Linked DNA regions of Mus musculus: all the other regions are linked to region 1. A link is a loop called in an ENCODE intact Hi-C map of the cell type or tissue named here. Cell type or tissue: left cerebral cortex. All regions are shown on one strand. Region 1 holds the start of Gm38820 (a long non-coding RNA gene). Region 2 overlaps Gm34441 (a long non-coding RNA gene). Region 3 overlaps Gm34441 (a long non-coding RNA gene). Region 4 holds the start of Gm34441 (a long non-coding RNA gene). Region 5 has its middle 4.4 kb from the start of 6430584L05Rik. Region 6 has its middle 17 kb from the start of Gm34676. Region 7 overlaps Itprid1 (ITPR interacting domain containing 1).

Region 1 (4,000 bases):
CTCCCCGCAGCAGCGGGGTGGGTCCTCTAGCTCCTTCTATTAATTCTATTTACTAGGAGGAGACATTATATTCCTATAGAGTAAGAAGACAGAGCCTCCAAAACTGTCTGTTTTAGGTCTCAGATCAGAGGCAGTTGAGGGACAGAACAAAATTCCAGACCCCAAATCATTTCTTAACTTAATAGGGAATGTACTCCCTCCTCTGTTTCCCTAATCCCCATCTCTTCCTTCCTTCCTTTGACTTCCTTCTTCCTTCCTTCCTTCTTTTCTTTTCTTTCTTTCTTTCTTTCTTTCTTTCTTTCTTTCTTTCTTTCTTTCTTTCTTTCTTTCTTTCTTCCTTTCTTTCTTTCTTTCTTTCTTTCTTTCCCTTTCCTTTCCCTGTCTTTCTTTCTTCCTTTCTTCCTTCTTCCTTTCTTCCTTCCTTCCTCTTTCTTTCTTCCTTTCTTTCTTTCTTTCTTTCTTTCTTTCTTTCTTTCTTTCTTTCTTTCTTTCTTTCTTTCTTTCTTTCTTTCTTGTGTTTCTAGTTGCCAAGCCAGTTTCTGCTCCTTGGCTATTTTCTAACCCTGGAGACTTTGTTTTCTTGGACATTCTGACTGTGTTGCCGGTTTGTTTCTGTTCTAGGATCTCAGGGTAATACACCATGAATTTGTGTGGAAGCTCTGTGGAAGTCTTCTAAGCCTGTGCCCCTGGAAGCTGATGAAAATAAACTCTAAGCAAAAAGCTCCCTGCACTGCTCAAGCCTCCTGCTTTTCAACGAGTGGGCCTTGCCTCTAACTTAGATCACTACCAAGGTTTCTGGCTCACTTTATTTTCTGTCTCTGGCTGGGTCACCTTTATGGCATTTTGGTCTTATCTGGTGCCTTATAGTTCCTGCACCCTAACCACACTGCCTTCCAGAACTTCAGCTTTGGTCAGGGTCAGCCTCTGTTCCTCTTTCTGGTGTTGGAATGGAGCAGATTTTAATTCCTTCATATAGGCATTTCTGGGAACCTCAGATATCACACTAAAAAGAACACAAAGCCCCACCATCTCCCACTGCCCAGACCCTTGGGAACTGAGACTAGCAGGGGAAGGATAGTCACCACCATTGTCCAAAATAAAGACAACTGTATTTACAGTAGCCACTGCCTTGAGGTTCCCACCAACCTCTCATATCGCCATGGAAGTAATTCCTAGGTAATGTCTGTATATTTCCAATCCTTTAAGGCAGAGGCAGAAAAAGCAAGCAGGCAGGATGCCCCTTTGAATAAAGCAGAATTGGGGCCCTTCTGGGAGGGTTTCTCACAGCTATGATTCTCTACTTTCTTTAGGGGACAGGGATGGCATGCCTTTCTAGCATAGAATTGTGCCCCAAGTAATAGCGTAGAAAATTCTCAGAGAGCTACAGGGAATTCTTACAAGGAGGCCCCTCTGGTCTCTCCTATTTCCTAGTGGTGCAGAGGGAGAACGGAGAAAGCAGCAAGCATCCAAGGGCTTCAGTGCTTTGGATGACCTTCATCCACTTCTAGGAAGTTGTATTACAGGACCGTCCTGGACAAGAGCCCAGAGAGCAACCCTGTAACTCTAAGAGAGCTTATGGAAGAACCGAAGGCGCTTGAAGAGGGAGCAAAGGAGAAGGGGAGGGAAGAACGGAGGGGGAGAAATTTTAATGCCTTACAATATGGAATTGGTTAAATAAACCATGGTCCATCTGTAAATGAAATACGATAATACTATGCAACTTTAAAAAATAATTTTAATGTGGTTTCTACCCTGGAAAATGTTCTTGCTTTATTGTTAAGGTAGAAAAAGCAGGTTACCAAACAGTATCCATTTAAGGAAACACAGTAAATGTTAACAGTGGTTAGCCGTGGGTGGTGTGATTTCGGTTGACTTTTAAAAATTATTTTTGTTTATATGCTTTTTTTTTAAATCATCCACAAAAACATGCATTACTTTTGTAGTTACAAGCGACAGTCTGAAAACTAATAATGCAGCCACTGAACACCTAGCCACTCTCAGGTTGTTTTGTGTGAGGTGCAAAGGCGCCACAGAGACCCAGTGTCCTGTCTTTGAAGCACTTTGTTCCCCAGTTAGAGTGAGCAGAGACTTAGACTGAGACCCTGTACTCGCCAGACATTGCCTCATATAAATCCCTGGCGTTGGCAGCCCTGGCTTTCAGCCGAATCCCCACCTGGGGCCACTGTGAGAAATGAGGTTACAACAACTTGGTGGGCGTGGGGGAGGGACACCTTCTGTTGAGCTGACGCACATCTACACAGCGCCACCCAGAGGATAATCAAGGAACTCAACTCTTTAATTTTTCTATCCTGCCAACGTTTCTGATAGCTGCAGGTGCACACAGTTGTCTGTTTATCCTAATGTTAGGGTTACCATTTAACTTGATGAAACCAAGCCCTGTGGAGATCCTCTGTGAGCATCTTAAGGTGTGGTTTTGGGTGTTATTTCCCAGTAGACTCAGGATCTCTGAGGGCAGTATCTGGGGGCGATTCTAAAAGCTGCTCACAGTACTCCTCTGCACACCAAGAGTTGTTAGGCAGCCAGCCCCCCCTCCTCCCTCCCTCTCACGTCTATGTAAGTCCTCCCACTGCCGGACTCACCTTTTCCTTCTCTCTGGAGTAAGCAGTGGGGTCGGTGGGAATATAGACAAGCTGCTGCCCACCAACAACTTCTGAGTTCCTTTCTTCATTCATTCTCACTTTGAGACAGCGTGAGCAAATGATTTAGCCATCGGCACACCCCCTCAGGAATTCATTTTTAGAGGGGACATGAGCAGGTGAACACAAATGATCATACAGTGGGAGGAAACCACCATATGGGCTCGTGCCACTCCAGGAGAGCCTCAAGTACTGAGAAGCAATAGGAAAGTCCTTGTGTCCAGAGCAGCAACTCAGAGAAAGGAAGCTTTGCAGAGCTAATGGGAGAGGCAGAGGGACCCATTTCATAGCTGAGAATACAGAGGAATTGAAATCAATCGTTTGCTTGTGCGGTAGCACAGGGAATCAGGCTAGAGGTAAACCTTCTCATCTGTAGAACATGGGCAATGGTTCTGCTGCCCAGCTGGGTGGCTCTGTTCAGCTCTGTAGCCGTGCTGAACAGATACGTATCACCATTTTGCTGTTGTGGAGCCTGAAGATCGAATGGGGTGTACAAATGTGTATACACGCCCCTCTGAAACTGTGAGAGGTACATTGAGCCCTCTAGTGCTTCCAGAGTTTCCAGAATGCAAATGCCTACCCCACCATAAGAAGCAGAGAGAAGCCAGGAAGAGTGTGACTGCAGGGAGCTGAACTCAAAGAAAGATTCTCATCATTACTGAAAGAAATGGCTTCGAGAAGGGCAAGAGGAAAACAGCAGAGCGAGGAGGCTGAGCGGAGTTGCTGCCAGGAGAGCGTCCAAAGTGATGGCAGCTGACGCGAGAGCTGTATTTCAGGATCTTTCACCCACTTGCACATTTGTCACTTGGAGATGCTAACAAAGGCCCACAGTGGAGATCTGCTGTCTTGCCATTGAGCCTCTCTATGAGGGCATGGCAATTAAACAAAGAAGCCAGAAGCATGAGAAACCAAACAACAGGAGGCTGACTGTATGGTGGAGGTCAGTGCACATTAGTGAACTCAGTTGATGCCATTCCAGAACATTCTCATTTTCCTCTTGGCATAGAGCTTACTCTGAGGATCCCCATTATCTGGGACAGCAGCAACCATCAGTATCTGCCCTGCTTGGCCTCTACTGTCAGGGACCTGTTCTGTTCAAGTAATGATGATAAACTCACTCAACAAGTTCCAGAGGCTGTAAATAATGGACCCAGTGGCCCTTCTTCAGATGACAGTGAACCGAAGCAGCACTTTCGAGTCTCCTTTACAAGAAACAAGGGGTGTCACAGGATGACTGATGAAGATAATTTGGACCAATGACCAAAGGTCACTATGCTATTATCTAGCAGTGCCAGCCTCAATGTCTGTCTTAAAGCCATGCTAAACAGTACATCAGACCAGAC
Region 2 (4,000 bases), 250 kb before region 1:
CTTTGGAATTTTCCATGTCCTTATTTTTGTTTATTGCCTTCCTATTGGTGTGGTTTGACATATTCTTCTGTACTCTGTGGGTCTACAGACTCCATCAGGCGCAGGTTAGAGATATTTGTTGAGAATCCTTTATAGGTGACATTATGAAACCCGCCTAAGCCCATGGCGCACGCAGTTCTGGGTGTACAGAGGTATGAGTCACACCTCCTACACTGGGCACATGCTTCTCTTTGTGGCCTGCTTCACTGTTGGGGGTTTTAGCAAATCGACTTTTGCCTGTATCAGAATCTTGCACTGTGAGTTCTCCTTTAGTCTCCGTGATGCTTAATTTAGTAGATACAACATTGTTTCTGATACAGCATCTGAGTGAGTGGTCTGAGCAAGGATTCCCCCCACGCCCACCCCCAATGTGGTTTAACATCACCAGATCTACCAAATGGAAGAAAAATGCAGAAGAGAAGCAAAGTTTCTTTTGAGGTAATGGCACTCCTCTCCTGACAGGAAGTCTTAGAATGCCAGGGTCTATAGCTTTTGGACCCTAGGACTTGTACTGGTGACCCCCTAATTTTCTTAGTCACTGGCTTGGGATTGAGAATTCTGTTATAGGATTCCCCAGTTCTTTGTCTTGCTGATGGCTTGCCTTGGCACTTTTCAGCTTCTACAACCATGCGGTCTAATGTCTTCAGTAAATCTCTTATTACCTATCTCTATAACCCCATCTTTTTGGTTTTGTCTCTCTGGAGAACTGTAACACACATCTTTCCATATGGAAATTGACTTCATAACCAGCTTTTTCTACCACCCCAAACTTGTAGATCCAGATTTGAATAACAGCCCTCAATAATGCTATATTGATCATTGGGGTATTTTCATTTCGAGCTTATCCTGGTCCAGGCACTCACTAAGCCTTTGACATATGGTACTCATCTAACTTCCCGGACAACCTAACTGTGAAGGCACCTCCCTCCATCTTCCCATTGTGGTTTGAGAACTCCAAGGCAGACCATATGGCTCTTAGCCAAAGCAAAGACTAAGTCTATTTGTCAATAATTATTCCCTATGTTGAAAGCTTGCCCACGGAAGTGCCCTCACCTTGTCCTCCCTGCCCCCTGGGATTCTCTCCTTGACTTTCGTTGTGTGCCAGGTGCTAGACCTACTTAGTGGTTTGCTATTAATGATGAGGATGCTGTTAACAGTAGTTTGAGTTTGAAATGCCTTTAGAACTGCAGGGGTTGGGGATGGGGTGAGGTGAAGAAAAGGTGTTTACATACAATAATTAAAGGAGAAAACCGTGTGCTCTGGGGTTTAATCCTGACTTTGATACCTGTAGGCTGAGACTTTGCCAGTCACCATCTCTGTCCCATACAGGTCTCATAATAAAACAAGTAGAATGAAAGAATTCACTGAGGATAGTACTCAGCACATAGTAGGTATTCAGCAAATGTTACCTTTAGTATTCCGTGTTGAGACCCAACAGAAACACCAATAGCTTAACAACAATTTCTGTCTCACAGTGTGAACAGGCCATTTCTTCTTCTTCTGAACTATTTATTTTTTGTTGTTTTTTTCCTTTTTTTCCTTAAACTGGAGTTAGAAGGACGCTGCTGCCCACCCACCCCTCCCCACCACACACATTTTTAATTAAGGTATCTTTCCAGAAGGAATGCTTTAATCCGAAGTGATCACTTTGATACCGAAAGAGACACATTTGGAGGCTTCTTGGCGACGGGGAATTAAAGACAAAGAAGCTGAATAAATAGCAAGCAAAATGTTAATGTTTTGGCTTTGTGGTGTCTGCATGTGAGAGCCCTCCTTGTGTGGCTGTTTTGGCGGGCTCCTGTTGCAAGCCTCCAGAGGCTCCTTTTGTGCGCGGGAGCCCTGGCTGCTGGTTGTCACGCGGCCCCTAGAGGTCAGTCTGATCCAGGGATTGTGTGAACCACGCTGGCCGCGCCAGCAGCTGCTGGGGCCATGGATACTGCTGCAGCCAGGATCTAAGCTGCTCCAGCATCTACGACATTCGCGCTGCCAGAAGGCCTCTTCTTTCTGAAGATGGGTTTGCCAAAGTCTGGAAAGATGGAGTTTTCCCTCAGATGGTGATTAGCCTTGGTAGTAAAAAGAAGATACTTTATATGATTGTCTATATGGCATTGTTCTCTACTAAATTCATACTTTTCACTTTGCTGTGTTCCGTTTACTGAAGGCAAGAGTAACAGCGTGGGGATGGGGTAGAGAGGTTGGGATACCTTTTATCTAGCGCTTCATCTTACAAAGGACCTGAGTGAGGCTCAGATAAGGGGCAAGCAAACCCTGCTTTATGCTGGAGTTTTTGTCAGGGTCCTTTCCACTGCAAGCTTCTAATTGTTCTCTTAAAAACAACACCAAAAAGTCTTTAAGGGCTTTGGACGGATGTAAGAACTAGTTGGTGCTTCACAGGGAACCTAACATGCTATTAAAGAAAAATTATCCGGGAGTGCTTGTTAAGTCGTGGTATGGGTGATTTTACTCAGGACTCTCACAGCATGGAGGGACATGGCAATTCTGCCCTGCACTCAAGGCAGAGAGCTCGGCCTCCTCCAGAAGCGCAGCTGTAGCGAGTAGGGAGCATACCAGGCAAGAGGTCGGGTCCGCAGGTAGAAAAGCACTGAGAGGAAACATCAGGATGGAGGGGATTCAGGCAAAACCTACTTCCAGGATTGCTCGGAGACAGAACAGTGGTACAGATATTACCTGGGGGGAGGTGGAGTCTGAGCGTGTGGTTGGCTTTCATGGGGAAGCAGATATCTGGGTGCCATGTTGGGCTTTCGCTTAGGCTGACTTGGCAGCATACCAGCTAACTGCGGACTTCATGCAGCAATGCACACGTAGAAGGTTGGGAGCTTGACTGAATCTCTGCAGTCCTTAGCAGTGATTGAGATGAGGAACTCGGAGGCAGATCATCTGTACTTGGACGGGAGGTGGAGGAGACCAAACTTACCCACAACTGGGTAGATGGCGTCACTGCCTGCTGGTGCTCTGTGTACTCACCTGGGGATGGAGAAGGGTACAGGGCGTGTTTGCTGATACTGGTCACCATGGTTAGAAACAGTGAGAGGGAAAATTTTGAACTTGGAAGGAAAGGCGCAAGTTCTCTTTTTCATTCTTGGTAGCCCAACCTTCTCTTTCTAGCTTTGTTAAGTTTATTACAATAAATAAATGAATAAATAAATAAATAAATAAATTAAATAAAATAAAGTCCCATTGTTCTATCCCAGACTCCAAACACAAAGCACAAGTAAAGCTGAGGGCGTGTCCCATGGAGACAGAATCAGGATGCAGAAGTTAAGGGTTCGAGAAGAAAATCCTGCTCCAAGACATACTTCCAAGGAGGAACTCCCTAAATGTAGCAGTTTCCCCAAGCTTAGCTCCTAATAATGTCATGAGAGGCAAAGGACTCCCCATAGGACCTGGGTTACTTTACTTCTTTGTTCACCACTCAGCCTCAGGCAATCCACTCTTAACTTCCCAGAGGACACACCTTCCCTTCCACATCACACTTATTTTCCCATGCAGATACTAATGACAACGCTTCTGTTTGTTCCATCTTGTTGAATAAAACACTCACAGTAATGCCCTTAACACTCTTGCTCCACTAACTACTCTCTGCACGCAGACTCCATATCAGACAAGCAGTGCAAGTAGCCATCCACTACTAACCATTGCTGCCTGGCTTTTCTCTCTTGTCTCCTTTGACCTCACTGTGTTTGCAGTGTGTGAAGATCTCGCCACACACACATTCCCTCTCCTTGGCACTTACTCTTCCCTCTGGAGAAGAGCTGGCACTAAATTCTCCTCCCAACTGTCAGGTCTTCATTATTTGATGATTGATCAAGACCCCTCTATTTTTTTCTTTCTCTGCTCTTCAGCCATTCATTCCTCTTGGAATTATCCCCAGATCTGGTTACTCTCTTGCTCACTGGTGTTTCTAGATCGTCTTCTGTTTACCTTTTAGATTTTGGTACCA
Region 3 (4,000 bases), 240 kb before region 1:
GAGTGGTTTGAAGGATTTTTACATAGTCATTCACGACAATGGAGCAGGATATATAATTCCTTTAAGGAACACTTGGTACTTTGGGGTGTTTCAGACTCTGTTGCTGGTTGGTTGGAATCAGCAAGTGGGAGGATCAATGATCAGAACTGGGCTATAGAGATGGCTCCTTTGCAAGGAGTATGTATGGCTTTTGTTTGATGTAAATGGCTCACTGTAGCCATATGGGCTTAAGGAAAACTAAGAGCCTTGACCCTGGTTTTCAGCCTATCTCAGCACTGTTGCTGAGGCTACCCATTGCATAAAGCCAACTGGAAACCCAAGAAGAGAACCCACTGGAGTAGTATGCACTAGCAAGAATCCTAGAGATTAGTTTTAGTTAGTTGAGAGTTAGTTTTAGAGGTTGGGGAGGGGTGTGAATCAAACAAAACAGTGACAGGCTATGAAGGGAAAAACAAAACAAAGCCAAAAACAGAAATAGTCACTCGAGACCAAGAGTTTGTGACTTAAAGGCATAACCAGAGTTTGGAGCTTCACTTTGTGGAGGAGGAAGGAGTGGAGCAGAGACACACGAAAAACAAAGGAGAGCAGGAAGACATGATGGAGAGCAGAAGGTATGTATGAGGGAGACATCTTGCTTACGGGAAAATTGTCTGCACTGATAAAAAGCAACCTCTCTTGGTTCCTACAGAGTGGGTTTCTGTTAATTCGGTTGTACTCTTTAGTGACAACCTGCTTTGGCCAGGTGAGGTCCTAGGAACTCAAGTGGCTTCTTCTTAGAACGACTCATACCCCTGCTCAGGGAGCAGGCTGTGTCTTTGGTTTCCAGGAGGTGCTGGCTTGAGCCATTGGAGACTTGAGTACGTCTTCTTTGTGCAGTCCACTGAATCTGGCTCAGAGCCGATCTGCATTCTGGGTAGTCAGTCCTTTTTTTTTTTTTTTTTTTGTCTTGCAACTTTAGAAAATTGTACTGCTTCTAGGACCCATTTTGGATGGAACAAAGAATTGTAGGACACAAAAGTTAGGGACCTTGTTTCCCATAGAGTGAGGGGCACTTTCCGAGTGTGTCTGCCTGAGTACTCTAAGGAAAAGATTCTCTGAACATCGCTAAAAGTTTTTAGAGATCCAAGAGAGTGAAGTTCCCAGGTGTGTGCGTGCATTTTCCAGATGGGAGGGGGGGGGAAACAGATTCGGTGATAGGATTTCCATTGTTAGATGCCTCTTGTTTGTCTGTGAAACTCTCTTGAGGGAGCTATACTGAGCCATGAATACTAAAAACACTGGTGTGTTTTTCCATGTGTGAAAACGTTACCCTTTGAAAAATCCAGGGCCCACCCTGGGCCACACATGTCGACTCCGGAGCTCAGCTGTTCTCAGCTTTTCACCTGCACCAACAGCCAAAGCAAAAGTGCTTTCGGCGCAGACACTGTTTAAAATGGCTGCGTTAAAAATACCACCCCAGCTTCGCGGATTTCTGGAACTGTCAGGCGCGTCTTCATTTATTTGCTCTGATGATGAAGGTAAGTCCTGGAGTAGGGCACAAGCCAGCTAAAAGTGGTGTCCTAAGTGAATGACGCAACAGCTTAGACACCCCCCATCTCCCACCCCCCAGTCACCATGCTTCAAACCTTGAAGAACCTGGCAGCCTGGCCTCTGAGCCCTGAAGTGGCTAAAGAGGCTAGAGGGTCAGCAGTTCAGGGGGACGGGCTAGCTGCCCACTCCCAAGGCTCCCTAGCTCCAGCCTATGGTAGGGAAATAGCACACTATGTGGAGGAAAAGAGATCTGTGTTTGGGGAGGAGGAGTTCCAGAAGTGCTGAGGGGAAAGTTTGTGGTTGCCTGAGGGGAAATGTTCAAAAACTATGTAAGGTTCTGGGTCTGGGTCCTGCATCCTCAGCTCAGGACATGGGCCATAATCTAGGTTTCTGTTTAGTTTCAAAGGCCACGTAGGTTTCAACAATCTCTAAAACAGTCAGTGAACCTAAATTCCAGTGGAACTTGTGGGCCTTTCTCATTGAGTGGCATTCACTTTGCGATTTCAGGCAAACATTTACCAAGTTCCCTTTTAGTCCTCCATAATGACTTCAGCTGCCTACCAGCCCACTAGCCCACCAGACTATTATTCTAATGTTCAATACAGGGTTTCCTCAGCCAAATTACATTCACAAGCACAAGCCTAATACGATTGTCTAGGACTCACAGGCCTTCCAACAGGGGGCGGTCCTGGTCATAGAGCAGGGTACCACTCTCCAGCTGGCCTTTGTGCTGGACTCAGAACTGCCAGCATTTCTCCCAGGGTAGTTGGTTCACTGCCGAGGCTACAAGAAAGAGGAAAGGGTTAAGAAAGGGGGCCAAGGTGAGGACTGCAGGCATATACAGCCTCGAGGATTTACTCCTGAGGAACGGAACAGTTGGCAAATCACCCAGAAGTTAGAGGAAAGGATTGTAAAAGGAGAAGAAAGAGGCAAACTACTCACCATGTGTTGATTATGAATTTTAATTACTGAGTTATCTGTTTAGTCAACGGCAGGGAAAGAAATGTGGGCAGGAAGGGCTCTGTGAATGTTCCAGATGATACAGTTTTGTTTTTTAGGAAATGCACAATTAGACTGTGTCTATACAACCCAAAGTAAAAGCAGATGTATCTGTCATCGGACTATTTTGATTAATGGGGAAATTTGGAACTTAAATTATCTGTTTCCACCAGTTATGTAGATCAAATGAACTGGATCATTGCCAGATCCGTATCCTTGTGGTGGGGTACAGAGAGAAATTTTGGGGTGATGGAGATCTGGGGACAAGATTCATCATGCACAGCAGCGGAACTGAAGTGGGAGGGAGAACACGTCACAAAGTAGATGAGGATGGCACCTGAATCGAATGATGAATAGCCATCCTGAGAGGTCATGGGCTTAGCTCACTTTCGAACCAGGTAGTCAACTTGGCCAGTCACACACTCTAGTTTGGAGCCATGCTCCTCCTATACTTCCCTAGAGCTGCTATCCTGTTGGGGCAGCAGTGGTCATCACCATGTTGGTTTGTGTTGACAGGGTTAAGTGACTGGGTAGAAGCAGAAGAGCTATGGCAGACATCAAATTCTTTCATGTTCACTTACTTTAGAGACGAAGGCAAGGATACAAAGACAGACTTCTTCCAGCATTTTGTTGACCCAGCCAGTTTTATTTCTTGATATGGCAGACAATACTGTCTGTTCTCTGAGGGTGTCAAGGAGCCAATCCTCTTCCTCCTCCTTCTTCCATCTTCCTCCTCCATCCCTCCCCCTTCTTCCTCACCTTTTTCTCTTCCTCCTCCTACTTTGGAACATTCTTATTTGTGTGTACACAGCTAGAGTTACTTTGCAGACTATGGAGTCAGTTACTCTCTTTCATATCAAGACTACTTGTGTACTTGTGTAAAGTAACAAGCCATCTTTGAGAAATGAGAATGATATCTGGGTTGTAGGGAATAGTGTTTCACCCCTCCCCCAATGACTTTTGAAGCAAAAATCTCTTGCAATATGGGTCTTTTTCAAGTTAACTGGTGTCTTTTATCAAAACCAAGAGGGTCAAATTAAAATAAAATGGAGAAAAGTATTGGAAATCAGTAATAAGAATGTATGCTTTGGAAGTGGCTGTAAGGATCAAACACTCATCAATGGGTGAATGGATATGCAGATCATAGGGCACACACAGTGGGGCAGCATACAGCCACGGAAGGAATAGAATACCAGTATATGCTACAACTGATCCATAGATTTTAAAAACATGAAACGAAACGATCCTGACACAAAATGGTACCCAATATATGATCCCATATTTATGAAATGTCTATAGAAACAGAAAACAGCTGGAGGCTTGTTATGGTTTGTATGTGCTTGGCCCAGCAACTGGCACTATTTGGAGGTATGGCCTTGTTGGAGTAGGTGTGTCACTGTGGGTGTGGCTGTAAGACCCTTGTCCTAGCTTCGTGAAAGTTAGTCTTATCCTAGTGCCCTTCTATGAAGAT
Region 4 (4,000 bases), 270 kb before region 1:
ATTCAAAATATTTCTATGTAGCCCAGTCTATCCTTGGAATACTATGTAGAATAGGCTAACATCAAAGTTGCAGTGAGCTTCCTCCCTTAGCATCCTGTGCCACTATGGCCAGCCCAGTGTCATCACTAGTAAAGTTGATTAAATAGAGGCAAGAGAGGCAAGCATGCTTCCAAGCTGTGATCTTATATGAGCCAGCAATAGAAAGAGGACTTGAGGCACATCTGTGGGACCCCCAAGCTCTCCTCTTTCCACCACCAAAGGTGTTTAGAAGAACTTGAATGTGCCATAGGAGTGGACTGCTGCAGGAAGCACCCTGCTCCAGTTGGCCTGAGGAGCTGGTTCCCACGGCCCTACTACTTGCTGTGTGTCAGACATCCCCCTCAGGCTCAGTTAAGCATCTGCTGCAAGAGGGAATTGTCCTTGCTAAAGTAAACAAATGTAAAATGTGCTCTTCAGTTTGGCTTTCCAGAGGGATCACATCTGCCCCTCTGGGGTAGGACTGGGAGTCACTTCTCAGTGTCTAACCTTGACAGGCTCTTTGTGCAGAGGGTGCTGGTGTGCCAAGGTGCTATGTTCCAGCAGACATGGGACTCCATTTGCATCAGTGGTGCTGACTGGGTGGGCACCTAGGTCCTGACTGTCTTGTATCATGTAGAATGGTCTAAGCAAGAACAAAATTGGATTTGGGTCATTCTATGCTGATGCCTACATGTTTGCTCTTTGAAAAAAAAAAACACAACTTCATGGAGTTACAAACTTATTAGTAATTTGCAAATCACTTTCCCCTAATTATTGTCATACTATATATATTTATGAAAGTGCAGTATAGAAATATATAAGGTAGACCATAAAAGTTTATTTCATTGTCTTACCACAGTTGCTTGTTGCATTTTCCATGCCTTTTATGCTTCATGCACATGCCAGAAATTATTTCTTGAAACAAGTGTATAAAAGGGAATTGTAATTTCTGTTTTTCCAGGTAATAAAAATGAGACACAAGATTCAGTCACCTACCTAAAAGGTCAAGACCATTGTCTTCATCATTGTCCAGGCTGGACTGAATTCTTAACTGCTTAGAAGGCTTTCTGTCTTGGCTGGAACAGTAGGCTTACTTACATGACTTCTCCCATAGCCCAGAATTTGAGTTGGAGCTGCAATAAGTCTGCAGTGTAGGCTTTTCGTATGTCCCCAAGATTCCTTAGGACTTGTTACAAATCCACAGCTGTGTGTGTGTGTGTGTGTGTGTGTGTATCTGTGCGGCGTGTGTGTTGATGTATCTTCTCTTGGACTCTGTGGCTAACATTTCACACACAGAAGTTTTTCACTTCTACATTTAAACCCTCTTCAGTTTTGCCTTGCCAAAAATGTCTTTCAGCTCTCACCAGATAAGCTTCCCATTTACTCAAGCGTAATTATCATCAGCACCAACGTGCTGAAGCAACTCATGAACTGTTCATACATCCAAACTTCCCCGTTCTTCCAGTGTCTCCACTCTCTCTGGGAAGAAGAGTTAAAAACTGCACCTGAACCTTCCTTGGCTTCTCTTTGACTTCTCAAGAAACAGAACTCACTTCAGAAAGAATTAGTGGCTTGTATGTTGTATAAGTACAAGAAGAAGAAGAAGAAGAAGAAGAAGAAGAAGAAGAAGAAGAAGAAGAAGAAGAAGAAGAACAACAACAACAACAACAACAACAACAACAACAACAACAACAAAATCAACAATGGAAAAGGGCTTCTAAGTCATTGGCTGTCAATCTTATCCTTCAGATAAAAGGCCCTTCCTGCCTTTAAAAACAGTAGTCATGTGAAAGTCTACCTAGGAACACTCCTCTCCTGCATCATGGGTTGAGAAGTACACTGGACTCTAGGATCTTTCAAGGTCTGTGTTAAATGAGATCTGTCAGTTCTATCTTGGGAGTAAAACAGCATTGTAGGCCCTGCTGGGGCTGACTCACCCAGAGCAGCACAGGATGCTAGAAAAGCCTTACTTACGGGAGCTTTCCCTTTTCTCTCTATCTTCAGCTGCCCGGTGCTTCCTGGTGATTGCCATCTGAAGTTGAGGTTTCTCTGGCCATGTCTGGCATGCTTTTCTGCAATTATGTAGATGGAAAATGGGCAGAGAGAGACATTACCCACCTAGTGAAGGGAGAAGAGAAACTAGCAACCTCTAAAAGTTGTACAGGAAGCAATATTAATTAAGAAAAAAAAGCCCTAGTTTTTAGAAATCATTTTTTTTGAGAACGATTAGGTCAATCGGAAATGAGAACAGCAGCTCAGCATCCATCATGGGGAACGAAATGAAGATTCCGTGGTTGGTGTGGGCTAAAATTAGTAGCAGGACAGATTTAGAGAGAACTAGCATGTTTTCTCCCTAAAGGGAAATGTGATCATTAGTCAACAGCTAGCTATGTTGGGATATGTACTAACTAAATATACTCTATACTTTGGAATCTCCAAGAATTTTCTAGGAACAAGTGTAGCTGGTTCATCTTTTCTCAATGAGCTGACTGAGGGGCTAAAAAGGGAGAGGAGAAGAAGGTACGCTCGCTTTATTTTTATTTTTATTTTTGTTATGTGAAAATACTCCTGGGATGTTGTGCTAAAATTGAAGGACTGCTTAAATTATTTTGTTAAATTTTAACTTAATTTGATGTTATGTGTATGATGTCTTATAGGCATGTATGTCTGGACATGTGTGTGCCTCGTGCCTATGGAGGCTAAAAGAAGGCATTGGATCTTGTGGAACTGGGGTTAGCGACAGTTGTGAGCTGCCATATGGGTGCTTGGAGTTAAACCTAGGTCTGTAGGAAGAGAAGCAAGTGCTCTTAACCACTGCACCATCTCTTTAGGTCTTGAAGGAACTCTGAGATAAACAGTCTGAGAAACTGATGATACAGGACCTATGATGAAACAGGAGCAAATTGACTTTAAGTCTGTGGAGTTATTCATGACTGTTAACAAATGTTTAAAGCCTTAGCCAGGTAATGTGCACAGTGCTGGGGTTACATGGAAAGGGATAGAACCATATCTCTGTGTTTGGCACACTTGCTATTCTAGAAATAAAATGAGGCTGATTCTATCTACTTCAAAAGAGCAAAGTAGGAATAACAGAGCACTTATGAAGGGCAGCGTTCCTCCTAACACAGGACTAGCATTTTTACATACAGATGTGTCCCACACAGGAAAGGGCTATTTAAGAATCTGCAACTCTTCATGTGGTGTCTGGGGGACTCATGCACATGATTCTTGTTTGGGAGAGGATCTTAGTTCTTTTCCTGTTTCCTGAGCTTGTGTTTCTGAGTCATAACATTTAATATAAGAAAAAAGTTGAAATAGCCAAATAATGAAGGGCTAATGGCTTAAACCAATTAAAACATTGCAAATATTTGCTAACCTTTATGGAGGGTATCCTGGGATGTCGGGAGTACTGAGCCATACTGAGCCATAAATACTTGTCTTACTTCCTTTCTCTGGCTGAGAGAGATGAGCATGTGCCAGCCATTCTGCAGTTGTTGTCATGATCAAATGCTTTAGAGAAACAACTTAAAGGTAGATGAATTTATTTTGATTCATGGTTTCAGAGGTGGAAACTCATTATCGTGGGGCAGGCAGAACAGAACAGCTCAATTCCTGGCAAGCAGGAGAGAGAGAGAGAGAGAGAGAGAGAGAGAGAGAGAGAGAGAGAGAGACAGAGACAGAGACAGAGACAGAGACAGACAGAGACAGACAGAGAGACAGACAGAGAGAGACAGAGAGAGACAGAGAGACAGACAGAGACAGACAGAGAGAGACAGAGACATAGAGGCAGACACAGCAAGGCACAGAATGACAGGGACAGCTAGACTGAGATAAGTAGATAGATAGGTAGATAGATAGATAGATGCCCACATAGGCTGGCTTTCTGCCCCTATTCTTTTATCACAGTCTCCCCTCAGTGAATCATCCTTGGAAATGCCCCCTCAAACAAGTTAGGTATGCCTTACTCCTATCCTAGGCATTT
Region 5 (4,000 bases), 410 kb before region 1:
CTATATTCATACACAAAGACATAGGTCTTAAGATTTCTTGTTTCCTGAAAGGTTTTTTTGCTTTGCATTTTAGAAACATCTTGGTGTCACAATGCATTTGTCAGTTTGTTTCTCGTCTTTATGCTTGAAAAAAAATAACATTCAAAGACAATAAGCACATGGAAGGATGGTCAGCATCAGTAGTCATGAGGAAAATGCAGATAAATCCACACTGAGATATGGTCACACCTAGGATACGGGAGGCAATGGGAAAAAATAGACAAAAACAAATGTTGGTAAGGACTGGTAACGGAGAGACTGGAACTCGCACATTACTGGTGGGAGTGTAAAAAGGCCCCCTGCCTGTTTGATAAAATGTTTTCCTGTTTCTCAAAAGTGCTAACCTTGCGTTACCTCATGAAAGCACTCCTAAGCATGGGTCAGGAGAACCAGAAACAAAACCAGAAAAACACTTGTATATGAACGTTCCTAACCTCTCGTCCTCTGACTGGTACATTACAGTATAGGCAGACAATGGAATGCTAATTCTGTCAGAAAAAGCTCCTACATACACAGACCCCCCAGGACACTGCTCCGTGAATGAAGCAAGTTCTGATACTTCCATTGGCACAAGATGTCCAGCATTGTTAAAACAAATGTAAGGCTGTTGTGGCTGAGGGAGAGGCATGGAGGTGACTGCTAATAGCCGAGAGTTCTAAAGTGACTGATTCTAAAACTGGATTGCGATGATTATGACTATACAGAAAACCACAGAATAGTAAGTACACTCTAGAAGGATGATTTTTCTGTCTGTGCATTATATCTCAATAAAACTGTTACCTAGGAATGAGTAAGTGGGTTGATGAGAGGCTCAGCAGGCCAAGATCCATACTTCATAAGTCTGGGGAGCCATGTTCTATCTCTGACATTTATGGAGAAGGTGGAAGGAGAGAACCAATCCAATATTCTCTGCTCTTCTAACCCATGTGGCACCACGGCACACGTGTTCCTTCCCTGAGCTCTTAAAAACAGTGATTAGTGGATGCTGCTGCAGGACATCTGGAGACATTTTTTTTTTCTGCCATGAAGTTTGCAGAGTCTCTATTGATGTCCTTTATTTAGCTGAAGGTTATTTATGAACTTGGTGAAGCCTTCCTCCTCCTCCTCCTCCTCCTCTTTTTCCTCCTCCTCCCCTTCCTTTTCCTTCTCTTCCACCTTCTTCATCCTCTCCCTACTCTTTTCTCTTCCTTTTAAAGTGAATATCTGTGGTGACAGACTCTCTTGCATGAAATTCTTTGTGAACATTTAAAGGCGGGGGTGGGGGTAGGGGTGGGGGTGGGGGTGGGGGTGGTGTGTGCTCAGAATGAACAGAGATTCCAGAGTCAATTCTCCTAGACTCAGGATTCTTGCACTAATGCAGACTGTTCCCTGGCAAAGCTGGTCTAGTGCATTTTTGCACGACAGTGACAACATGATGGATTTTCTGCACCGTTCCCATGGAAACACCTTCCATTAACACTTACTGGTATTGCCACTGCTGGTCGAGTTATTGCAGTGCTGTTGGCTAACGGTTAGTGTTAGCTTGGTTAGTGTTAACATTAGTGGTTAGTTAGTGGTGAATAGTCAGTGTTAGCAGTTAGAGTGTCTAGAGTTATGTTAGTGTTGAGTGTTAGGAGTTAATAGGGTGTTAGTTGCTAGTTAATAGCTGGTGGCAGTAAATGCTACTTAGTGGCTAGGTAGCACTTACTTTGAAGCTTATGATGTCAGTTGTGGTGGAATCACTGGCTTTAGGAATTATGTAGCTGCTCCTAGGGGTTTTATTGTGGTTACTTCTTGGTCCCTTCTGATTTTGTTATGAGCCTTAAATCCCTACTATAATGCACACTATGACAGGTCTCTGTAGACTTAGAATATGTCTGTACATGCAAGTCCATGGCTAAGCTCTTGACTTGCAAACTCTTTCTATGAGTCTTGGCTTTTTCTCTGTGGCAGGAGAGGCTGAGTAGAAGGTGATGTCTAAGGGTTTTCATGAGGGGCACTAAACGGTCTAGGGTATAGTTCAGCAGTGGAACCTGTGTCCGGGAAGGGCACTAAGTCAGAGGAGAAAAAGCAATGCTCGTTCTGGCCACCAGGTGGCATATGAACTGTGTCAAGAGTGGGATCTCCTTGAAGGAGGTCCTGATCTAGACAGGAAAGAGGCCTCCCAGGATCAGGCCTGGGGCTTAGCAAGTCTAAAAGGCTGGGGGAAGAAGAGGCTTCTGGGCTGGGAAAGGAGGGAACTGGAAGAAGGGGAGGGCTGTCTGAGAGACCACCCTCGCTGGGTTAGATATGTATAAGGAGACAGAGAGGGAGAAAGGAAGGAAGAGAGGGAGGGAGGAAGAAGGAGAGGGGGAGGGAGAGAGAGAGAGCACCTATCAACTGGGAGCAATAGAAGAATTAGTGTTCCCATGGGGGTCTCTGTGCAAGAGTCAGGCTGTAGGGAGTTTCCTGGGCGTGTCCTCTTTTGGGAGAAGTCTTCTTCCATTTTCCAACCCACATGCTTCTCTCAGCACCTCTCTTCAGGTCCTGAGAGGAGTTTTGCATGGAGGTAGGAAGAAAAGAAGGGAAGGAAGGAAGGAAGAAAAGGAGGGAGGAAGGAAAGGACTTTCCTTGATGCTTCCGTTTGCTCCTAGGAATTTGGAAAGAGCCTCGTGCTAGGACCTGAGGTTGGATGTGAATGACTAGGCAGAGAGGGCATGGGTGAGGGCTAGAGAGGGACGCTTGGACCAGGCACTTGGCTGACTGTGTATCTGCATGGGGATCCCTCCTGGCTCTGCTACTCAGGCATGTAGACTGTGGATGATTTCATTGCTGGGAGCCAGGCTGTGAGAAGGCATGTGGGGGATTTACATTCCCCTGGGACTCTCTTGGGTTTGTTCTTAAATTATTCACGTGAAGCTCCCTGTTCCTTCATTAGGTGCAGAGAATTTAGGGATGTCTGTTTCACTTTCCACTCTGCAGGAACATGATTCTGTCAAGTTCCATGGATGGGGAAAGTTTGGGTCCTGCCCCTGCTGTTTTATACCAGCAGGGCTGAGACAGCAAGTCCTGCACTGCGGCCTGGATCCTCCTCAGGTAGCAAGTGCCTTCCAAGCAGGCTGACCAATCAACCGCTAATGTGACAGATGATCAGTACAAGGAGACAAATGGCCACTGTATCGACTGTACTAGCCCCAAGTATACAAATGGGAAGTAAAATGTAGACAGAACAAGGCTCAGAAATACCAGACCTAGTGTGGAGATTTGTATTGAAGGCTTCCTATAGGATGCATAGCTAAGCTAAGTTAGACCATGAATTTGAGTTGGCTAGGTGAAGAAGCAGTATGTGCAAAGGCCCTGTTGCAGGGAGGAGCTTGGCACTGAGGGGACTAGAAAGAGGTACAGTGAATGAGTTTCAGTGACAGAAGGGGAAGTTGACCAAGACTGCAGTGGGGTAGGCCAGGCTACACCCAGATCTCAAAGTGCCAGGAGAGCCGCAAGAAGCTATCAAAAGTGTCTATCAACAATACAAAAATGTATAACAAACCTTACACATTTAAAATAGGCTCCCCCCACCCCTGTTCATGTATTTAGACTGAAATTTAGGCAAAGGGCTCTACTGAAAGCCCCGGGGTCTAAACTGGAGCCTCTAACTAGGAAGTTTAAAGCATGGTAGTTTAAAGCACAAGGCCAGACTCAATAGTGTCTAAGTTCGGGTTTTATTGCTGTGAAGAGACACCATAACCAGGACAACTCTTATAAGGAACAGCATTTAATTGGGACTGGCTTACAGGTTCAGAGGTTCAGTCCAATATTATCCTGGCAGGAAGCATGGCAGCATCCAGGCAGGCACGCGCTGGAGGAACTGAAAGTTCTATATCTTGTTCTAAAGGCAAACAGGAGGAGACTACTTACTGTCTTCCAGGCAGCTAGGAGGAGGTCTCAAAGCCCACCCCTATTGTAACAGACTTTCTCCAACAAGGCCACGCCTCCTTACAACAAG
Region 6 (4,000 bases), 87 kb before region 1:
CTCCACAGGAAGACTGTGAGATACATTTGAGCAAGAGCATCTCATGCCTCGATCTGACAGATGATGTAATTAATGCCATCATAGCACCCATGACATCCTTGACCTGTGCTTGACATAACCTTAGCCTGCTTAGTCTCACGAAAATTTAAAGTAGGTACTTGATCAGAACAGTAGGACCATCCTATGGGACACGGAGAGCCATAAAAATTTGCACCTAACAGCCATGTTGGCTGACACAACTCAACAGGTCGCCTTGCTGAGTGCATGGTGAGGGCTGAACACTCTGCAGAAGACTGGCGGAGTTCATTTGCTTCTTAACACTCAGCACCAGGAAAACACAGGGAACATCCATGGATCAGAGAGCCCGGCACAGTGTTCTCACAGGCCCACAGACCTTTCAGGCAGCATAGCAGTTGGTGATTGCTCTAGCCCTGGGACTCTCCGGGGGCAGTGGTGGCAGCTTGGGATAATTGTTTGCTTTGCTCGCGTAGTTGCCTCTTGTGTAGGCACAGGCTGAGCTTTACAGTTCAGAAGTTAAGCACATTAGAATATTTATTTAAGGGCAATTCCACTGCCTACTCTTTCTGGGTAGCTGGGCTCACCATGTATGTCACTAGACCCCCCCCCCCCAAATGCACACTCGCATTATGGCATTGGCCCAGCTTGCAGGGACATTGCTTCCCCGTGGTTAGCAAATGGCTTCTTTCACAAGCTTTTAACTCCACAAGTTTGCAACCACTAATTCTTAAGGGTTTTGACAAATCTCCCCAGTTAAATATTAAATAATAAATGTGTCCCGGATGGTAGCAGTGCTTTGTGGAGTCTGTTTGAAGTGTCCTTTAAAATATTAAATTCAAATAAATGATGGAATCAGAACAAAGGCTATATCTTAAGACAAATTCAGCCAAGTCTCTTTAACCTTTGAGCTCTCGGCATAGATTAGAAAGCCAGGGCAGCACACGCTTCCGTAGCAAACTGAAGTGGGATTTCGGAAGTCGTTCTTGCAAATACAGGTAACCCGCACCTAGGTCTGATCTACCCTTGCCATTTTAGAGCAGAGATTTGGATGCTCATTATTTGATAAGAATGTGGGGCTTTTTTTTTAAAGTGCTTATGTTCAAAGTAGCAAATCCTTCAAAGCGCTTGCTTTGGATGCTGTGTTTATTCCCTGTCAGTGTGTTCCATATGAAATCTGTTCTGCTTATAATATCCACCACAGTTGGAGCCTTGCAAAAATCTGTTTCATATCTGCCCTTTGCACTTAGCTTATTCTGTTTTATGCTTCTTCCAAGTTATCTGTTTGTAAGCAGTCTTTCTTGGAAGTAGACAGTCCTCGGGGAGGAGGTGCAGCTGGGGTTGACCAGCCTCTGGGGCATCCTGGACTCCTGGCACATGAATCCTGGAGGGAACTGGTAAAAAAGAACAGGATAAGTCTAATAGTTGAGAAAAAATAAATTCTATGCCCTTTGTTCCCCTAACCCTGTGCAGGCAGCACCCATTGGCTTCTCGTGGATTTGTGCTTGCTACGGGGTCTCCATATGTTCTATTTGCTTCTTCCATACTGCACAGTCTCCTGTGGCTCCCGATCTAACCTGACCAGAACAATAACTTTCTCTGAAGCAGAGGGGCCACATCAGGCCATAAGGCTTGTATGACAAAGAATCCTTGTTATAGAAATTGGCCTCCATGGTCAGAGTAATGGTTGCCTTCAAGGAGGCTGACGTCATCCAGAAACCCACCAAATACTTTTTGAATGGATGTGAGTTTCAAGGGCTTCTGAAAGGAGTGGGAACGAGGTGTTTCCTTTCTTCAGGTTCTCTGTGGAACTTATTTCCACCACAGTGAGAGGACAAGGAAAGCATCATCTTCAGCTAAAGACTTTTACCCCTCGTCCCTACCTCCTTACTAACGCACCGCCCCATAGATAGGGCTTTATTCCCTTAGCTTTAGAAATAAAGAAGCAATCTGTTGTGTGAAAGGTTGGAAATTGTCCAAATCACTAAAGGGAACCTGGGGATTCAGAGAAATCCGTCCCCCTGAAATCTAAGATATGTTTCATCTTTCCTCTACAAGGAGAAATGTGACGAGATACTGCTGCCACCTTGGTTTGTGGACCACTGCTTGTGAAGCTCTGTGTGGCACATGCCATTGCCTTGCGTGGCCAAGCTCTTGCTAAGTCCTAGGCCCTGGCACCTGTTCCATGGTGCGAAGGCTCTTCTTTTCCCTTCCTGTATGTCCATTCTGTTCTGGCCACTAGGGGGCCTCGTTGGTTTGCTGTGGACAGAGCAAAAGTCAGCTTCTGAGATAAAAAACTACCTAAAGGACGCCTGACCTTTGGTCTTAGGCTGAGTGGCCTGGAGCAAGTTACTTGGACTTCTGGGACTTATTTTTTTCAGTTGGAAGAAGGAGTTGAGAGCTGTTGTTTGCTGAAGACCTACAGTGCACCATATTAGCTATTGCTTTAGCTAGGATTCCCTAGACTCAAAGCCTAGGAGAAAGACTTGGGGACACTGGCTTACTTGGAAATGTAGATACCAAAAGAAGGTGACATGGAGGGTAGAGAAACAGATACAGGGATGGAGCAGTCGGGGTGACCAATATCTCCTCAGCAGAGTCCAGAGCACCCCAGAAACTGGGTCCATTCACCTCCTGACTCCCACCTGAGTCAGGATAAACCAAAGTGGAACCTGAGACACAACAGGGACACACGTGGCATTGCAGGTAAGGTGTCTGGGTCTGAACTCAGATGAGCTGTGGCTGAAATAAGAAAAGAGCCAAAAGCAATGAGGACCCGATGCCTATTCAGATGTTCCTCCTCCACTTCCAAGGTGGTCCTCGCTAAGCCTGTGGTAAACTGAGAACATACTTAGTTAAAAGCGTGCTTGGTACACTTCAGTATCAGACGTCATAGCTTAGCCTGACCTACCTGACACTGTATATTAAACTTCGGTTGACAATGAACAGCACATGTAACCTCTGAGCACTGCTGAGAATGAAGGACAGTGGTTATGGTGGCATACTATCACAAGACAGTAAAATTCTAACTATGATAACCTTATTGGTTGTAATATAGGCTACAACCTATATAGCCTATGCAACCTCCAAGTGTACCCTACACAGCCAATGTAAGGATCTCTCATCTTCCTGCCAGGGCTGGGAACATTTAGTGTAAGGGTGCTGGTTGTAGAGACTGATGTAACCTACTCAATAGTGTTTTGGGAGGAGGGAGCATTTAGCTATTTCTAACTGTCTACTTTCAGGGAGCATCTCCTTCCATTGGAGACATCTCTTTGGTGGGAGAAGGGAGAGGGGGGAGAAAAAAATCCTCCCAACAACGAATTGTTGGGCGATTCAGCAAATCCTCCCAAAGCCAAGGTCATCACCAGTGGAGTCTCTGTGGATGAGTGAACCTTCTTCATAGAATTTGTCTTTCTTCATTCCTGTGAGGGCAAGACCCCAGGATACTGGGTTCTTTTGAGATGTCTAAGGCTAATGCTACCTTAAAGAGCACCTAAGTCCCCTACTGGGTGTGACTAATTCTGCCCCTGTACCCACAAAACCCTCTTGATGGAATCAACGTCCACAAAGAAATATTTCTCCAATCTAAACCAATGGTTCTGCGTTGAGTGGGTAAGAAGTGAACACTCTGTCAAAGGACTTTCTTCCTCTGGGTGAAACGGCCCTGAAGCCAACACAAAGAGACACTTGAGTCAGTGCTCACACATAGGCAGAGCATTCTCATGAGAACAGTCTCCAGGGGCTTACTCATTCAGAGCTGCCTTCATCTGGGTGCAACTCATACTCTTTCTACTCAAGACCATCCATGCTTCAGGTTATCTGAGATATGGTGTCACATGCTATCAGATGATTGGTAACATTTTCCAGAGAGCTGGCGTAATTGGGTTACCATTTGCCATGGCTTCCTTTGCGGTCTCAAACTTGGTGCTTGTGTCAAAAGGCAATTGTTTTTAGGAAAAGAAAGCCAACCAAAGAAACACAG
Region 7 (4,000 bases), 140 kb after region 1:
TGCTATAATTAGAATGTAAATAAAAACCAATGACTCAGTAATGGACTTACCAGAGAAAGTGATTGTTACGAGTGAGTTTTTCAATATCTAGCTTTTCATAACTGATCAAACTTGAGTCTTGTATGTTAGATACCAAAGACACCAAGTGTTTCCACGCTATATTCATGGATCCCTGAAGTGGGACCCTAAAAGAACCAGCATCAGCATTTGCAGCGGGAGTTGGGGAGCAATGTTGGACATCTGGGTGCCACAAACTTTTAACACCCAAGTCCCACACATCTTTGGATGAGATTATTTCTTTGATGATTCATGTCTAATACAAAAGCTCCCAAGTGCCCATCTCTTTAGAGAAGCTAGATTTGCTAGAGAAGCCTTTGAGCTAAAGTTTCTAAAACAGATTCCTGCTTGTCCTCTCTGCAGTGAGGTTGCAATGCAGGTGCTAAAAATCTGTGACCATGGCTTAGTCTGTGTAAACTATCTCCGACTCTGTTGACTGGCAAATCCATTACACAACAGCATTCTGTCTTCCTGGACAGCATTTACTTCTGTGCTGGATTGTGTGTGCCAAATACTCAGAAGTGGGCCTCAAGTAGGTCCTTAGAGAAAGCAAATTTCTTTTTTTAAGTTAAAAACCTAAAGCAAGCTTTTCTTAAAATGTCTTTAAACATTTTATTTATAAAGTTATTTTATCAAAGGAAAACTCTCTAATACTGGATTCCTAGGGTATAGGTCTAGGATCCAATACATCAAGCCTTGTCACTCACTCCAGAAGTCAAAGAAAAGATACCGGAGGAAGATGGGAACTTAATTTTCAGTGGGTAAGCAGGGAATGCAGAGGAAATCAGTCTCTTCCTTTCTTGAGGGGGAATGGACACAAGTGTCAGCTATAAATCAGAAAAAAAAAATCAGGAAGATGGCAAGGGGTGTAAATGACCAAACCAAGGTTAGTTTAATCAATACCTAAGTTCTTCTCAGAGTCTTCTCAGTGTCAAGACATTGACATTGCTCCATGATGCTTGGGGAAATCTCTCTTCAGGGTAGGCACCTAATTGAGCTGCTGTGAGGGGTACTCCAGAGGGTGATCTGCTTTGCAAGGCATTTACTTATCAGGACTGTGGTTGCAAAAAAGGGCAACCACGCAAAACCACACTCATATAATGTGGTTGTCCTTTCCTCATAGACTGATCTACCTGGAAGGATCTATTCTCACTGAAAAATGGAGGTCAGGACTTGTAGGGACAACTCTGGGGATCGAGATCAAAATTATACGCGCTGCCGGTTGGCCATCTGCAGATTATAGTGTCCCTGTAATTAGTTGTTTGCCATTTCTAGCCTTGGAAAAGGTGGGTTACTTGTGGGAGATTAATACTTATTAAATGATATTACATGCCTGTTGGAATAGTATGGGATTTGATCAAAGCTAAAGGAAGAGGAGGGCTAGGATAAAAGCAGAGTTGCTAAGTTCTACCAATCTTTAGGTGTTTACCAAGTTCTACCTGTCAGTCATCTGCAGGATTGAATGAAGAGTCAGTACTTGGACCAAATACAGCCTCTAAGACCTTTTCAGAATTCAAACTGAAATTAAAGAATATATTTAATCCAGCTGCAGTAGATGCTAAGAGATTTTATTTATTAGGAGTAGTAATGATAAAAATCTTCAGTTAAGACTTTTTTTAAAAACTGGATTGAAATCTATGTTTTCTTTTCAATGTTACAAGAAAACCAACTTGATTCTAAAATCAAAGAACAGACAGAAGTTCAAGTGGGTTGTAAACTTGGCAAAAACATGTTCTGCCAAGAAAAAAAAAAAAGAATTCAATCTCAAAATCTGCTACAGTGCTTCTTCTTCTTCTAGTTCTCCTTGTGTAAGTGCAAAGTCCAGAAAAAGAGCCTCAGAGCATCATCCAGAAAATATAGCATATTCTGTGAAGCTAAAGATGTTTACAGTGCTTATCTGAAGTTTGACCATTTGCATCATTGGCTACCGTGTGCTTCCAGTTCCAATCCTACTGTACATTGTTCTAGTTGGGCTGTACATTGTTCTAGCTGGGCTGCTCCTACTAGATACTTCTCTAGTACATTTTGTTCAGGTTTTGCTTGTTCCAGGCTGATGACTGTCCTTCCTATATTGTGCTTCTGTTGATAATATGGCTGTCACGGGGGAAATGCAGTGGCTTAACCTGCTTTTTTTCTATAGCAGTTCTTCCTATTTTCTCTTCTGAACACTTTCACCATTTGGAACTCAGACAATTTTCTGCATGTCAGGAGAGAAATCAGGGCAGGAACTTAAGACAGGATCCTGGAGGCAGGAACTGATGTAAGGACTGTAGAGCAGTGTTGCTTACTGGCTCACTCCCCATGGCTTGCTTAGTCTGATTTCTTATAATACTAGGGTCCAGCTGCCCAGGGATTGCACTATCCATGGTGGACTAGGTCCCTCCACATCAGGTATCAATGAAGAAAATCCCCATGGGCCAATGTTTCTCAACTAAGCTTACTTTTCTCAGTTGACAATAACTTATGTCAAGTGGACAAAAAACCAACCAGGATGCTTGGAAATAGTCTGGAAACATATATACAAAGCAGAAGTACATCCTTTCACCATATCAGATATTCCCATACAGCACATCCACTGCATCTATTTTACCCTAGAACTGTAACTTCCATGCTGAGTAAGTTCCTTGATGGCTTCCCTGTCTTTCATTTTGCTTCTTTGTCCGCTCAGGTCCTACAGAGTATTCAGTCAACAAGTGGTAGCTGTTCCATAAGTAACCAATAACATTCAAGTACATTTTATCTAAACTAAAAGTGACTGGGAATATCAGTAGTGTAAGAAAATGTAACATGAAAGACATTCTTTTAAGAATTATCAGAATAAAAATAGGTGCATGTGGTAGTTTGAATGAAAAAGGCCCTATAGGATGTTAGGGATTGGCACTATTGGGAGATATGGCCTTGTTGGAATAGATGTAGCATTGTTGGAGAAAGTGTGTCACTAGGAGTGGGCTTTTTGAGGTCTCAGAAGCTCAAGAAAGACCTAGTGTTTCTCACTCTTCCAGCTGCTGTGCATCCAAATGTAGAACTCTCAGATACTCTCCAGCACCATATCTGTTAGCATGCCACCATACTTCCCACCATGACAATAATGGACTAAATCTCTGAACTGTAAGCCAATCCCAATTAAATAGTGTCTTTTATATGAGTTGCTGTGGTCACAATGTCTAAGACAGTGAGTAAGGTAGAGATGAAAGGACTACATATTTAGATACAGAAGGTAATGCTCCAGCCCTCTGCCTGCCTTTCCTCTAAGCCTATGCGAGTTGAAGTCCCTAAAATCTCAAACATTTTTATTGAACATGAGATTAATTCTAGAGTTTTCTGGTTGCTTTTCTAGACATAACATTCAGTCAAGAAAAATATTCAAAGGGCATCAAATGAAAAGTGTTTTGAAAGGGGGTATTTAGCTAAAGTGAGATTCTGGGAACTACTCAAAAATGGGGCGCCTGGAGGCTTGTAAGATCACCATTACCATCCTTATGTCTAAAAGACCAGAGGAAGCCTATAAATTGCCTTCGAAGAGAGACCCATAGGAGCTCTTTTGATAAATGCACAGCTGTTTTCTAAAGGCATCCTGGAGAAGAAGGCAGTGAACACAATCTAGGCAATTCTTCCTGTTCTTAAATCTCCTAGCCTATGGGCATCTCCCATTGTCTGAACACCAAGTAAAGACTAGAACACAAGGCAGTACATAAAGTATCGTGAATGGATGAAGACATGGGCATGGAAGGGTGAGTAGAGAGTGAGTAAGGACAGTTGGCCTCTGGAGGAAGCCTTCTGCTCCCACTCAGCTGCAAGTGGGAGAGGGAGTGCAGCTATAGAAGACATCATAAACTTGGTAAGTCTTTATTCACTTATGAGGTGCCAGGAATCAAACACAGAGTCCCTGCATGCCAAAAAACAAACAAACAAACAAACAAACAAACAAACAACAAACAGCATG

What was found. A loop is a pair of places that touch in the nucleus more often than their neighbours do. Peaks named below come from ENCODE experiments on the same cell type or tissue, not always from the same donor. Only the 100,000 strongest peaks of a DNase experiment are listed, where the experiment ranks them.
Region 2: it touches region 1 in a loop (2.9-fold over the local background); 6 of 42 quality-filtered maps call a loop at or near these places.
Region 3: a loop joins it to region 1, with 2.5 times the contacts of the local background. A loop is called at or near these places in 3 of 42 quality-filtered maps.
Region 4: a loop joins it to region 1, with 4 times the contacts of the local background. A loop is called at or near these places in 10 of 42 quality-filtered maps.
Region 5: a loop joins it to region 1, with 3 times the contacts of the local background. A loop is called at or near these places in 2 of 42 quality-filtered maps.
Region 6: a loop joins it to region 1, with 2.6 times the contacts of the local background. A loop is called at or near these places in 8 of 42 quality-filtered maps.
Region 7: a loop joins it to region 1, with 8 times the contacts of the local background. A loop is called at or near these places in 6 of 42 quality-filtered maps.

What each region holds. Positions count from the first base shown.
Region 1 is chr6:55,802,014-55,806,013 of GRCm38, forward strand. It overlaps Gm38820 (a long non-coding RNA gene), which reads right to left and starts at 2,871. Exons shown (of 3, transcript XR_869126.3): 1 at 2,601-2,871. It also overlaps a transcript of Itprid1 not described here. In left cerebral cortex, a CTCF peak has its summit at 2,273; DNase peaks (open chromatin) are centred at 800, 1,169, 1,487, 2,252 and 3 more places; H3K27ac peaks cover 3,390 bases.
Region 2 is chr6:55,549,219-55,553,218 of GRCm38, forward strand. The region is part of intron 1 of Gm34441 (a long non-coding RNA gene); the gene reads left to right. Among named protein-coding and RNA genes, the nearest start is that of Gm34441, 14 kb to the left of the region's middle. In left cerebral cortex, a CTCF peak has its summit at 1,906 (motif pointing right); DNase peaks (open chromatin) are centred at 185 and 1,913; H3K27ac peaks cover 401 bases.
Region 3 is chr6:55,558,575-55,562,574 of GRCm38, forward strand. The region is part of intron 1 of Gm34441 (a long non-coding RNA gene); the gene reads left to right. Among named protein-coding and RNA genes, the nearest start is that of Gm34441, 24 kb to the left of the region's middle. In left cerebral cortex, a CTCF peak has its summit at 2,211 (motif pointing right); DNase peaks (open chromatin) are centred at 1,378, 2,256 and 2,436.
Region 4 is chr6:55,534,682-55,538,681 of GRCm38, forward strand. It overlaps Gm34441 (a long non-coding RNA gene), which reads left to right and starts at 2,362. Exons shown (of 7, transcript XR_869122.1): 1 at 2,362-2,538. In left cerebral cortex, no CTCF peak of the experiment used is centred here; DNase peaks (open chromatin) are centred at 1,972, 2,353 and 2,759.
Region 5 is chr6:55,390,504-55,394,503 of GRCm38, forward strand. No RefSeq gene overlaps it. Among named protein-coding and RNA genes, the nearest start is that of 6430584L05Rik, 4.4 kb to the right of the region's middle. In left cerebral cortex, a CTCF peak has its summit at 2,091 (motif pointing right); DNase peaks (open chromatin) are centred at 1,501 and 2,093; H3K27ac peaks cover 26 bases.
Region 6 is chr6:55,715,170-55,719,169 of GRCm38, forward strand. No RefSeq gene overlaps it. Among named protein-coding and RNA genes, the nearest start is that of Gm34676, 17 kb to the left of the region's middle. In left cerebral cortex, a CTCF peak has its summit at 2,253 (motif pointing right); a DNase peak (open chromatin) is centred at 2,248.
Region 7 is chr6:55,943,053-55,947,052 of GRCm38, forward strand. The region is part of intron 9 of Itprid1 (ITPR interacting domain containing 1); the gene reads left to right. Among named protein-coding and RNA genes, the nearest start is that of Ppp1r17, 72 kb to the right of the region's middle. In left cerebral cortex, no CTCF peak of the experiment used is centred here; DNase peaks (open chromatin) are centred at 1,908 and 2,080; H3K27ac peaks cover 662 bases.